Regions from separate parts of the Homo sapiens genome. Here region 1 is linked to region 2. A link is a contact called in ENCODE Hi-C or POLR2A ChIA-PET data. All regions are on one chromosome and are shown on one strand. The core of a region is the stretch at or near the end of the contact, and the rest is flanking DNA. Distances in the headings are between cores, read along the strand shown.

What was found. A loop is a pair of places that touch in the nucleus more often than their neighbours do. ChIA-PET counts read pairs that join two places held with the same protein, here RNA polymerase II (POLR2A).
Region 1: a loop to region 2 is called in a map of astrocyte of the cerebellum, with 5 times the contacts of the local background. The contact joins two enhancer-like sites. A Hi-C loop is called at or near these places in 1 of 168 maps with a recorded cell type or tissue (astrocyte of the cerebellum). POLR2A ChIA-PET finds 5 or more read pairs at or near these places in 3 of 52 experiments (OCI-LY7, WTC11 and activated CD4-positive, alpha-beta T cell).

The regions. Positions count from the first base shown.
Region 1 is chr6:15,217,008-15,223,647 of GRCh38, forward strand. No RefSeq gene overlaps it. Among named protein-coding and RNA genes, the nearest start is that of JARID2-DT, 25 kb to the right of the region's middle. Within about 2 kb of position 2,649, at least 3 of the 41 ENCODE cell types and tissues checked have a DNase peak (open chromatin) inside an H3K27ac peak, as active enhancers do.
Region 2 is chr6:15,145,546-15,152,109 of GRCh38, forward strand. All of the region lies in intron 2 of LOC105374946 (a long non-coding RNA gene), which reads right to left. Among named protein-coding and RNA genes, the nearest start is that of JARID2-DT, 97 kb to the right of the region's middle. Within about 2 kb of position 3,011, at least 2 of the 41 ENCODE cell types and tissues checked have a DNase peak (open chromatin) inside an H3K27ac peak, as active enhancers do.

The sequences.
Region 1 (6,640 bases), core at 1,399-3,898, 71 kb after region 2:
AGCAGACTAGTCAGTCAGTCATCAGTGGAATGGATCCTACTTGACTTGTAGTACTAACCAGCTATATGACCCTGGACACTCATACAACCTTTGCTTTCTTTTTTTTTTTTGAGACGAAGTCTCCCTCTGTCACCCAGGCTGGAGTGTAGTGGCGAGATCTCAGCTCACTGCAAGCTCTGCCTCCCAGGTTCACACCATTCTCCTACCTCAGCCTCCCGAGTAGCTGGGACTACAGGCACCCGCCACCACACCCGGCTAATTTTTGTATTTTTAGTAGAGACAGGGTTTCACTGTGTTAGCCAGGATGGTCTGGATCTCCTGACCTTGTGATCCTCCCGCCTCCGCCTCCCAAAGTGCTGGGATTACAGGTGTGAGCCACCATGCCTGGCTAACCTTTGCTTTCAAACCTGTAAAACAGAAATACAGTGCCACCACCTCTTCTACTCATCTCTCAGAACTGTGATGAGACGCGAATGAATAAGAGATATGGAATCCCCTTTCAGAAAGTAAAAACACTTACAAAATCAGGGGATTTTTTTCTTCCCCACATTGACAAATATTTGGGTTCTTTGGGAGTTTTTAACATATGGGTTAATTCAGAGTTACAGATATAGATTTTCATAAATTGGGTTTCTGAATTTCCAAAGTTAAAACTATAACCTCAGACAATGTATCACTTCAAGGTTTCATTTTATCCCAAGTCATATCATCATGAACACCAATTATTGTCCCTTTGGAGACAGCTGAGATAGGAGAAATTTAAGAATCAGAGCATATGAAACAAAGCTTTTAGAAGATAACATCTGCTGGGCAAGATCAGGGATGATATAAGGGAAGAATAAAAATTATGAGTCTTTCTCTAACAGTCCAAGCATGAAAAAATAAAGATAAAAATAAGTAAAAATTTTAAAAAATGATCAAGTCCAAAACGAATATTCCATAGGTTTTTGGGTTTTTTTTGAGACAGTCTCACTCTGTCGCTCAGGCTGGAGTGCAATGGCAGGATCTCCGGCTCACGGCAACCTCCACCTCCCGGGTTCAAGCAATTCTCCCAGCCTCAGCCTCCCAAGTAGCAGGGATTATAGGCACCTGCCAGCACGCCTGGCTAATTTTTGTATTTTTAGTAGAGACAGGGTTTCCCTATGTTGGCCAGGCCGGTCTCGAACGCCTGACCTCAAATGATCCACCCACCTTGGGCCTCCCAAAGTGCTGGGATTACCGGCATGAGCCACTGTGCCAGGCCCCTCATTAAGTCTTGAGTAGGAATAAACCTATCCCAGCTCTGAGGCATAGACCTTAATTGGCATATATAAATCAGTTTAAAGTTACCTACTCCTCTGCCGCAGTAATTGGGTGATGTATGGATAATAATCTAGACCCAAACCAGTTAACTCGTAGTATTTGCTTAGAGTAGTTCAGGGATGAGCCAATCACTGTCAAAGTACAAACTGGCCTGGTGCGGTGGCTCAAGCCTGTAATCCCAGCACTTTGCGGGGCCGAGGGGGCGGATCACCTGAGGTCGGGAATTCGAAACCAGCCTGACCAACATGGAGAAACCTGACTCTACTAAAAATACAAAATTAGCCGGGTGCGGTGGTGCATGCCTGTAATCCCGCTACTCAGGAGGCTAAAGCAGGAAAATTGCTTGAACCGGGGAAGCGGAGGTTGCGGTGAGCCGAGATCGCGCCGTTGTACTCCAGCCTGGGCAACAACAGTGAAACTCCGCCTTGAAAAAAAAAGAAAGAAAGAAAGTACAAACTGTTGGATGATTATGGAGAGCAGTGCTTTCTCCCCTTTCAGAGTAAGCCCTGGTTGCTGTAGGCGACAATCTTGCAGAGGAAGGAAGCCTGCTGAAGACAGGTGAACCACAGGTGGTGGGGGCTGGATCACAGGTGTGAGCCACCACACCTGGCCTATTCCATAGTTCTAACCTTCATTCAGTTGGCTAGTCATTCATTTATCAAATATTAAATAGCACATGCTGGCCAGGCGCAGTGGCTCTCACGCCTGTAATCCCAGCACTTTGGGATGCTGAGGTGGGTGGATCACTTGAGGTCAGGAGTCTGAAACTGGCCTAACCAACATGGTGAAACCCAATCTCTACTAAAAATACAAAATTAGCTGGGCGTGGTGGCACATTCCTGTAATCCCAGTTACTCAGGAGACTGAAGCTGGAGAATCACTTGAACCCAGGAGGCAGAGTTTGCAGTGAGCCGAGATCTCGCCATTGCACTCCACCCTGGGCGACAAGAGCAAAACTCCGTCTCAAAAAACAAAAACAAAAACAAGACTAGGGCATGTTAGGCTGGGTGCGGTGGCTCATGCCTGTAATCTCAGCACTTTCAGAGGCCGAGGTGGGTGATCATCTGAGGTCAGGAGTTCGAGACCAGCCTGACCAACATGGAGATACCCTGTCTCTATTAAAAATACAGGCCGGGCGCGGTGGCTCACGCCTGTAATTCCAGCACTTTGGGAGGCCAAGGTGGGCGGATCATGAGGTCAGGAGATCGAGTACATCCTGGCTAACATGGTGAAACCCCGTCTCTACTAAAAATACAAAAAATTAGCCGGGCGAGGTGGCAGGCACCTGTAGTCCCAGCTGCTCCAGAGGCTGAGGCAGGAGAATGGCGTAACCCAGGAGGTGGAGCTTGCGGTGAGCTGAGATGGCGCAACTGCACTCCAGCCTGGGTGACAGAGCAAGACTCCTTCTCAAAACAAAAACAAAAACAAAAAATTAGCTGGGCATGGTAGCTCATGCCTGTAGTTTTGGCTACTCGAGAAGCTGAGACAGGAGAATTGCTTGAACCTGGGAGGCGGAAGTTGCAGTGAGCTGAGATTGCGCCACTGTACTCCAGCCTGGGAAGTTGAGACTCTGTCTCAAAAAAAAAAATTAAATTAAAAAAAAAAAAAAAAAAAACTAGGGCATGTTTCAGCTATCTATAGCTGTGTAACAAACCATGTCAAAATGATGCCAAAATCTAGTGGTTTAAACACTTGACAGAGATGGGTCTTCCTTCCTCCAGATGGTGCTCGCTGGAGTGGCTTGACAGGCCTTGGAGAATCTGAAGTCACTGGCAGAATGTTCACTATGACTTCATTCACTTCTCTGATGCCTTAGGTGGCTGCAATGTGTGAAGGCTGGCTGGTCCCCTGCATCTTCACCTGATCTCTTACCATCCAGTAATCTGGCTCAGAGCCTCTTTTTTTTTTTTTTTTTGAGACAGGGTCTTGCTCTGTTGCCCAGGCTAGAGTGCAATGGCATGATCTTGGCTCACTGTAGCCTCAAACTCCTAGGCTCAAGCAATCCTTCTGCTTTAGCCTTCCAAGTAGCATACAGGTATGCACCACTACACCTGGCTATCAGACGACTTTACATGGCAGCTGATGGACAAGAGAAGGAAAAGGAAGTTGGGCTTCTTTTTTTTTTTTTTTTTTTTTTTGAGATAGAGTCTCGCTCTGTTGCCCAGGCTGGAGTGCAGTGGTGCCATCTCGGCTCACTGCAACCTCTGCCTTCCAGGTTCAAGCGATTCTCCTGCCTCAGCCTCCTGAGTAGCTGGGATTACAGGTGCCCACCACCACGCACAGCTAATTTTTTTGTATTTTTAGTAGAGACGGGGGGTTTTACCATGTTGGCCAGGCTGGTTTTGAACTCCTGACCTCAAGTGATCCACCCACCTGGGCCTCCCAAAGTGCTGGGATTACAAGCATGAGCCACCATGCCTGGCGAAGCTGGGCTCTTAACACCTGGGTTTAGAAGTCCCAGAATATTACCCTCACCACACTCTGTTGGTAAAAGCAATTTACAGACCCAGACTCAAGAGGAGGGGATCCTGCACCAGAGCTCCCCACTCTAAAAAAAAAAGGCGGGGGAGAGGAAATGGATTCCATCCGTTCCTGTTCACAGAAAGAATAATTTGTTGGTGGCTGTCCTCACAGATGATCCACCGAAGTGCTTAGCTAGGATTGCATGGTGGGAAGACCAATCTTTTCCCTGGGGAGGATGGATTGTAGCCAGGCAAGAGGCAGAAAGACCAGTTTGGAGGGTGTTGCAGTGGGACAAGTAATAGTTGAAAGTCTAGGCTAATGAAGGTCTAGGTTAAAGAAACAGAAGTGGATGGGTTTGAAAGGTGCTTTATAAAAAGAAAAATCGCCGGGCGTGGTGGCTCACGCCTGTAATCCCAGCACTTTGGGAGGCCGAGGCAGGCGGATCACAAGGTCAGAAGGTTGAGACCATCCTGGCTAACACGGTGAAACCCCATCTCTAATAAAAATACAAAAAATTAGCCGGGCGTGGTGGTAGGTGCCTGTAGTCCCAGCTACTCAGGAGGCTGAGGCAGGAGAATGGCGTGCACCCGGGAGGTGGAGCTCGCAGTGAGCCAAGATCCCACCACTGCACTCCAGCCTGGGCGACAAAGCGAGACTCTGTCTCAAAAAAAAATAAAAAAATAAAAAATAAATAAATAAAATAAAATAAATAAGAAGAATCAGGTGACTGATTGGCTGTTGGTGCTAGGGAGAATATGGGGAGGGAAGAGCCAAGAGGGACACCAGTGTTCCTACTTTCATTATTATTATTATTTTATATAAAGATGGGGCTTTGCTACATTGCCCAGGCTGGTCTTGAATTCCTGGACTTAAGCGATCCTCCTGTCTTGGCCTCCCAAAGTGCTAGGATTACAAATGTGAGCCACCAAATTCAACCCAGGGTTCCTACTTGATTTCAGAGCAGCTGCCCTTTGTTCTGTCAAATCCCTACATAACAAAGTCATTTTTATTCCTAGATGAATGTTATTTTTCAGCAATGCTTCAACTCTGCTAAGCAAGTTCTTTAGGTGAGGTTAGCTTGACCCCAAGAAATCCAAGTTAAATTTATTGTGCTTAAAAAGGGTCAGTCAGGGAGACTCTACATCAGTCAGGGAGACTGCAGAGTCAAGGAGGCCACGTGGCTGGTGGCTTTAAAAAGTTTGCTGAGAGCTGAAGAGGTCAGCTGGCCCCATTCCAACCTGCTCTACTCATGGAGAGGAGTCCCATGGAGAGGAGTCAGGCCAGGCTGTTCTGCCCTGTCTTGACCCTGCACTGCAGGGCTGTCTCCACTCCGGAGATCAGGAAAGTCAGACAGACCTATGTTCTCTCTGACAGGTAGCCACAGCCACCAGCTGGAGTAGGACTTAAAGTGACTGAAAGACTAAGAGGCTGCAGAAACCTTAGTGCCTGTCCCCAGAGAGCAGCATCTGTTTAGAAAGTTTTTTCTTTCAGAAGCTGAGCCGGGATGGTTCGGGATGAGAGAGCCGTGATTCTAGTCAGACGGGTCAATCAGGAAGCCCTGATTCTTGGAGTAAGAACTCTGTGGAAAAACAAAAGTGCAGCCAAGCAAGTGAGGTTCCTGTCTCCCCTCACCTGCAGCCAGTGATTGCAAGAATGGAAGGCTGGGTGGGACAGCCCCGGGGAGCATCTCTTCACCACTGATGCTTGTCCCTTTAAAATCTGGAGCAAGGCCGGGCGCGGCGGCTCACGCCTGTAATCCCAGCACTTTGGGAGGCCGAAGCGGGTGGATCACGAGGTCAGGAGATCGAGACCATCCTGGCTAACACGGTGAAACCCCGTCTCCACTAAAAATACAAAAAATTCTCCGGGCGTGGTGGCGGTCGCCTGTAGTCCCAGCTACTCCGGAGGCTGAGGCAGGAGAATGGCGTGAGCCCGGGAGGCGGAGCTTGCAGTGAGCAGAGATCGCGCCACTGCACTCCAGCCTGGGCGACAGAGCGAGACTCCATCTCAAAAAAAAAAAAAAAAAAAAAAAGTTAAAAAAAAAATCTGGAAAAACTCAGCTGTTTATTGATCCCTCAGGCTCTGGGGTAATTTCCAGTCGTACAAATAGATGCACCTAGATCTTGGGAAAGACCCACAACTGGGCTGAGGTGTTTTTGTAGTTGTTGGTTGGTTGGTTGTTTTTTTGAGATGGAGTTTCGCTCTTGTTGCCCAGGCTGGAGTGCAATAGCGAGATCTTGGCTCACTGCAACCTCTGCCTCCCGGGTTCAAGCGATTCTTCTGCCTTAGCCTCCCAAGTAGCTGAGATTGCAGCCATGCACCACCACGCCCGGCTAATTTTTTATTTTTAGTAGAGAAGGGGTTACACCATGTTGGTAAGGCTGGTCTCAAGCTCCCGACCTCAGGTGATCCGCCTCAGCCTCCCAAAGTGCTGGGATTACAGGCGTGAGCCACCGTGCCCAGCTGGGCTGGGGTTTTGTTTTGTTTTTCCCCTCTAAGCACCGAAACTAAGTTTTAAGGGAAGAAGGAACAACTATAGAAACCAAACATACCAGCTCCAGAGAGAAAACGTAACGTGTGTCCAAAAATGAAATAGTCATCTTTCAAGCCCAGTTTCCCCTCCAAAAACCGGTTTCCCATCCTAACTTCCCTGTTTCTCTCAACAGGAACAGCATTCTCTGAGCTGCCCAAGCTCACTCTTGTTTTTATTTTATTTTTATTTTTTGAGACGGAGTTTCAGTCTTGTTGCCCAGGCTGGAGTGCAATGGCCTCCTATCCGTCTGCTGTGAGCTTCTTCAGGAAAGAGCCCTCCACTCCACCTCAGGACACCAGAGTATCACCCTATAAATGAGGCTGAATGACTGAGCCTACTACC
Region 2 (6,564 bases), core at 1,761-4,260:
ACAAAACAAAACGTAAGCTCACACCAGTTCATCTCCTCATGAAGTATAACCTCTAATGCAGTATCACGCTCATTTTCCATGACTTACCTGTTATGAGCACACATTATTCCATTATTAAACACTAAAGGAAACAGAGGACCTACTAGGCAAGAAGAGTTTTCAGACTGTTAAGTGGCTGGAAGGTTGCCTGGTCCTTGCGCCCGTTAAAAGACTGCACAAAAAGTCAGCACGTCCTAACTGCATTGCAGGGTTTCTATTAACTCTCAGCCCTGTAGGATTTGTCATCCAGTCATAAATGGACCCCATTTTTCTGACAATGGGAAAGAAGCAGCAGTTGTAATATGGATGGCTGTTATTCCTATTACCTTCTATTAAGAGGCACTTTCTTTCTTACTGGATCTCAAACCCAGCAGATTTCTCCTCATCTTGTATTTTGAGTGTAGAAGGAAGAAGAAGCTGTGAGAATGTGCTGGTGATGTCACAAAAGGGTAAAGAGGAAGCACAATCTAATTTCTCCCCCACTTTTTTCCTTTTTAAGAATGTAGTTTGATATTTATTTAATTTAAAAAGCCTCTGGTCAGGCTTGGGGGCTCATGCCTGTAATCCCAGCACTTTGGGAGGCAGAGGTGGGTGGATCACCTGAGGTTGGGAGTTTGAGACCAGCCTGATCAACATGGTGAAACCCCATCTCTACTAAAAATACAAAATTAGCCAGGTGTGGTGGCGCATGCCTGTAATCCCAGCTACTCGGGAGGCTGAGGTAGGACAATCGCTTGGACCTAGGAGGCAGACGTTGCAGTGAGCCAAGATAGTACCATTGCACTCCAGCCTGGGTAACAAGAGCAAACTCCATCTCAAAAAAAAAAAAAAAATAGCCGGGTGCGGTGGTGGGCACCTGTAGTCCCAGCTATTCAGGAGGCTGAGGCAGGAATATCGCTTGAACCCAGGAGGTGGAGATTGCAGTGAGCTGAGATCACACCACTGCACTCCAGCCTAGGCAACAAGAGCAAAACACCATCTCAAAAAAAAAAAAAAAAAAGTTTCTGTACAGTGTAACAAATGCAATTTTTACAAATCTGTTTTGAAAACATGGTGGCTGTTGATTTGGGTTTCATACTCTTAACAACTTCATCCACCAGTTTTTTTAGCTTCCTAATGTCTTGTAACCGCTCAGCTCACACAGTTCTGAAGTTTAGCTCCAGTCAGCTCACTTCCAGTGATGACTGGATGGAGTCCTATTTTTTTTTTTTTTTGAGACGGAGTTTCGCTATTGTTGCCCAGGCAGTAGTGCAACGGCTCGATCTCGGCTCACTGCCTCCTCTGCCTCCTGGGTTCAAGTGATTCCTCTGCCTCAGCCTCTCAAGTAGCTGAGATTACAGGCAAGCGCCACCATGCCCAGCTAATTCTTGTATTTTTAGTAGAGACAGGGTTTCACCATGTTGGCCAGGCTGGTCTCAAACTCCTGACCTCAGGTGATCCACCCACCTCGGCCTCCCAAAGTGCTGGGATTACAGGCGTGAACCACCACACCAGGCCTGATTTTAGTGCTCTACACGTTCAGAAAAACTTGTCTAGTAAGAAACTGTAGAAATGATCCCTGAAGCCCTGAAAATATAGTCTTTTCTCCTCTTTTCTTTCCTTTTTTTTTGTTTGTTTTGTTTCGTTTTTGAGACAGGGTCTTGCTCTGTCGCCCAAACTGGAGTGCAGTGGCACCATCACAGCTCACTGCAGCCTCAAACTCCTGGGCTCAAGCTATCCTCCCATCTCAGCCTCCCAAGTAGCTGGGACTACAGGCACACACCACCATGCCTAGTTAATTTTTATTATTTTTTTTTTTTCTTTTTTTTTGGCGGGACGGAGATTTACTCGTTGCCCAGGCTGGAGTGCAATGGCGCAATGTTGGCTCACCGCATCCTCTGCCTCCCAGGTTCAAGCGATTCTCCTGCCTCAGCCTCCTGAGTAGCTGGGATTACAGGCATGTGTCACCACGCCCGGCTGATTTTGTATTTTTAGTAAAGATGGGGTTTCACCGTGTTGCCCAGGCTGATCTCGAACTCCTGACCTCAGGTAATCCGCCCACCTCAGCCTCCCAAAGTGCTGGGATTACAGGCGTGAGCCACTGCGCCGAGCCATTATTATTTTATTTTATTTTATTATTGTTATTTTTTTTTATAGAGACTGGGTCTCACTATATTGCCAAGGCTGGTCTCAAACTCCTGGGCTCGAGCGATCCTTCCTCCTCGGCCTCCCCAAGTGCTGGGATTACAGGTGTGAGCTGTCACTCCCGGCCTTTAATTTCTCCCCTTTTCTAAAAACCCCAATTAACTACCTAAAAATGTAAGAAAAAATGAAAAGTTTGTCTAACAGCAGGTTCCAAATTTACAGTGAGTGATAAGACAAGACTGGCCATGGAGGTAGGCGTTCTAAATTTAGCTCCACGCTACCTCCTCGCACAGGCAGGGAGCAAGTCAGTCCTCCTCTGTGCCCAGGTCTCTTTGCCTGTCCCACGCAGGCAGCATCTGCCCTATCTCCAGGGCCTTGGCTGGACAAAACAGATCACAGATGCAAAACTATTTCATATACTCTAAGTCAGGGCTTCTTATTCAGGGGTCCATGGCCCCTCAACCCTTGGCCTTGGCCTCAGGATTTTAACAAACATCCAGACACTATCTTATTGAAGCTGGTGTGTATATGTACATGTGCTTTTTTCTGGGGAGAGAGTCTATAGCTTTCTTCAGATTTTCAAAGGAGTCTATGATCCAAATTACTATCCTGCTCCTCTTTTCTCTGTTATTAATTTCCGAGTGTTTACTGAGCCTTCACCAGGGGATCTGTTATTAATGATGTGGCTAACTTCCACTTCTCTTCTAACCTTGGAGCCGTCAAGGAAGGTTTACAGGGTTTATATTGGTTTGGATTTCACTTTAGAGGAGGGAGGGGGTGAAGATCACGTCCCCAGAGATGCCTGAGGAGCATTACCTCATCTCTGGGGAAAGCTAAGCCCAGGAGCTCTCCCACAGGGCCCCGTCAGGGCAGAGCATGAGGCTGTTGGGCCTGTTCTAAGTCGTGTTCTGGGGTTTTCTACTCCGGCAACACCTAACATATGGCATGTGCACTGATGCTTATGAAAACAGTGATTCATTCTTAATCCTTTAAAAAAAAAAAGTCAACCCTATGTGGCCTTGGCTCTCCTCCCTGAATGCCCTTCTGTTCTCCAGAATGTCTGTGTTGTCACCTGCCTCAGCCTTGTGTCGTGCGCTCTGTGACTCTGCCTCTCTGCAGGCCCCCTCCTGCCTTCCATGTCTGTCTCATTCCATCCCCACTGCTCTTTCCTCAGCGTCCTTGTGGTCACTCTGAAGCTGTGCATCCTCAGCCCTGTGTAGATGGGAAGACCTTTCCTCTCCTTCATTTCCATCCATGCACCTTGCCCAAGTGCCCCTCACCCTCACGCCTCTTCCACACTGGGTCTATTCTATGCCTTTATCCTCCTTCCCTAGGCTTCGTCCCTTTAGGGAAAATCTCCAGCTATGGGAAAACCTCCCTAGCTGGGGAGAGGCAGGAAGTAAGAAGGTGAGGGAAGAGGTAGGAAAAATTGGGGTATGGGCTGAATGAGGGCAGAAGTGGGGGAAGTGGGCTGCAGGGAAAATGACTGAGAATCACCGACTTTGCCTCCTGTCTTGCAACCTCTGCCTCCTGGGTTCAAGCAATTCTTGTGCCTCAGCCTCTCAAGTAGCTGGGATTACAAGCATGCGCCACCATGCTCAGCTAATTTTTATATTTTTAGTAGAGACCAGCTTTTCCCATGTTGGCCAGGCTGGTCTCGAACTCCTGACCTCAGGTGATCCGCCCACCTCAGCCTCCCAAAGTGCTGGGATTCCAGGCATGAGCCACCAAACCCAGTCTCGTCTTGATTTCTTTCATAAAATCATTTGTTTGATGCCCAACTGGGCAGAAGATGAAGATGTTATATCGTGAGAGAAGACAGAACCTTGCCAGTCTTATAAAAAATGAAGGAAAGAGAAGGACAGAGGGACAGGAGGAAAGAGGGGGAAAGATTCGGGAGATCATGAGGGGTAGGGGATAAGAACGCATCATATCATAGCTAACTCTGCTGTTGTTGCTGTTGTTTGTTGTTGTTGTTCTTGTTGTTCTTTGAGATGGAGTCTCACTCTGTCACCCAGGCTGGAGTGCAGTGGCACGATCTCAGCTCACTGCAACCTCCACTTCCTGGGTTCAAGCAATTCTCCTGCCTCAGCCTCCCGAGTAGCTGGGATTACAGGCATGTGCCACCACACCAGGCTAATTTTTTGTATTTTTAGTGGAGACAGGGTTTCTCCATATTGGCCAGGCTGGTCTTGAACTCCTGACCTTATGATCTGCCCACCTTGGCCTCCCAAAGTGCTGGGATTACAGGCGTGAGCCACTGCGCCTGGCTATTTTTATTTTATTTTATTTTATTATTTTATTTTATTTTATTGAGACGGGGTCTTACCATGTTTTCCAGGCTGGAGTGCAGTAGTGCAATCAAAGCTCGCTGCAGCTTCAGGCTCCTGAACTCAAGGGATCCTCCTGCCTCAGCCTCCTGAGTAACTTGAACTACAGGTACTCCTCACGCCCAGTTTTTTGTTTTTTGTTTTTTTCTTTATAGAGGCCAGATTTGGCAATGTTGCCCAGGCTGGTCTTGAACTCCTGAGCTCAAATGATCCTTCCGCCTTGGCTTCCCAAAGCCCTGGGATTATAGGCATGAGCCACCATGCCTGGCCTTAACTCTGTTTAGACCAAAGCAGATCTTAACCAATGGATAGGCAAATAGGACTCAGGAGACACAGGAGAGTCATTTCTAGAGTCAAAAGCAGCCAATCATTGTCAATGAGGTTTAAGATTAGGGTAGTCCCAAATTATGCAATAAGGTGGGTTCCAAACATTGGTTGTTGCCTGGAGCTCAAAACATGTTTCCAAAAAAGGCAGTATCCTTTGAAGAAGTCCAACAAAACTGTGTGAATCTTGGTTCTATGTAACCTTGGGTAAGCAACAACCTCTCCGAGCCTTAAATAAAGATGACAATACCTTCTAAGAAGTGTATCTTGGCCGGGCATGGTGGCTCATGCCTGTAATTCCAGCACTTTGGAAGCCTGAGGCAGGAGGATCCCTTGAACTCAGGAGTTCAAGACCAGCCCAGGCAACATAGTGAGACCCTGTCTCTTTTAAAAAAAAATTAAAAATAATTAAAGGAAAAAGAAGAAGTATATCTCTCCTTTTTTTTTTTTCTTTTTGAGATGGGGTCTTGCACTGACGCCAGGCTGGAGTACAGTGGCGTGAACTCAGCTCACTGCAAGCTCCACCTCCCAGGTTCAAGTGATTCTCCTACCTCAGCCTCCCGAGTAGCTGGGACTACAGGCATGCACCACCACGCCCAGCTAATTTTTGTATTTTTAGTAGAGATGGGGTTTCACCACGTTGGCCAGGATGGCCTCTATCTCTTGACCTCGTGATCTGCCCACCTCGGCCTCCAAAGGCAGGAGGATCACTTGAGCCCAGGAGTTTGAGACCAGCCTGGGCAACATAGTGAGATCCCATCTCTATTTTAATAAAAAATTAAAACAAAAAAAGGCTCCAATATATGGCAGATAGAATTACAGAGAAAAGCCACAGTAGCTAATAACCGGCAATGCACTGAAAATAGACAACTGTGCTAAAAAGACCATAGAAACCGAACAATAGTGTACTGCACGATGCTTGCAGAGGAAAGGGATCTAGAGTTTCAACCCCTAGCAGTAGAAGTGGATTGTTGCAGCAAGTACAGCCTCAGCTGTCATCTGTGCCCTAGGGCAGGGTTCAGTAGGTTAGGCGTTAAGAGACAGTGTACCTCATAAGAAGTGGTCAGGTTTCTTTCTGAGTTTCAGTTCTTCATTTATAGAAAGAGGATAGTAACGCACACTGTACACAGATTGTAGAAGACTAAAAATAGACCAGTATCAAAAATATTAAAAATTTTGAAAAATTCAAAATAAGATAGACCCTATTCCCAAACTATTTTCTGGAACATCAGCTGTATGGGCTATTAATAGGAATTACCAAAAAGGAAGTTTCCACACTCAAATAAAAATGGGAAATGCTGGCCGGGCGCAGCAGCTCACTCTTGTAATCCCAGCACTTTGGGAGGCCAAGGCAGGTGGATCACCTGAGGTTAGGAGTTTGAGACCAGCCTGGCCAACATGGCGAAACCCCGTCTCTACTAAAAATACAAAAACATTAGCCAGGCATGGTGGCAGTTGCCTGTAATCCCAGCTATTTAGGAGGATAAGTCAGGAGAATCGATTGAACCCAGGAGGCAGAAGTTGCAGTAAGCCGAGATCATTCCACTGCACTCCAGCCTGGGCAAAAGAGCAAGACTTCGTCTCAAAAAATAAAAAGGGGGGCCGGGCGCGGTGGCTCACACCTGTAATCAGAGCACTTTGGGAGGCCGAGGTGGGGGGATCACTTGAGGTCAGGAGTTTGAGACCAGCCTGACCAACATGGAGAAACCCCATCTCTACTAAAAATACAAAACTAGCTGGACATGGT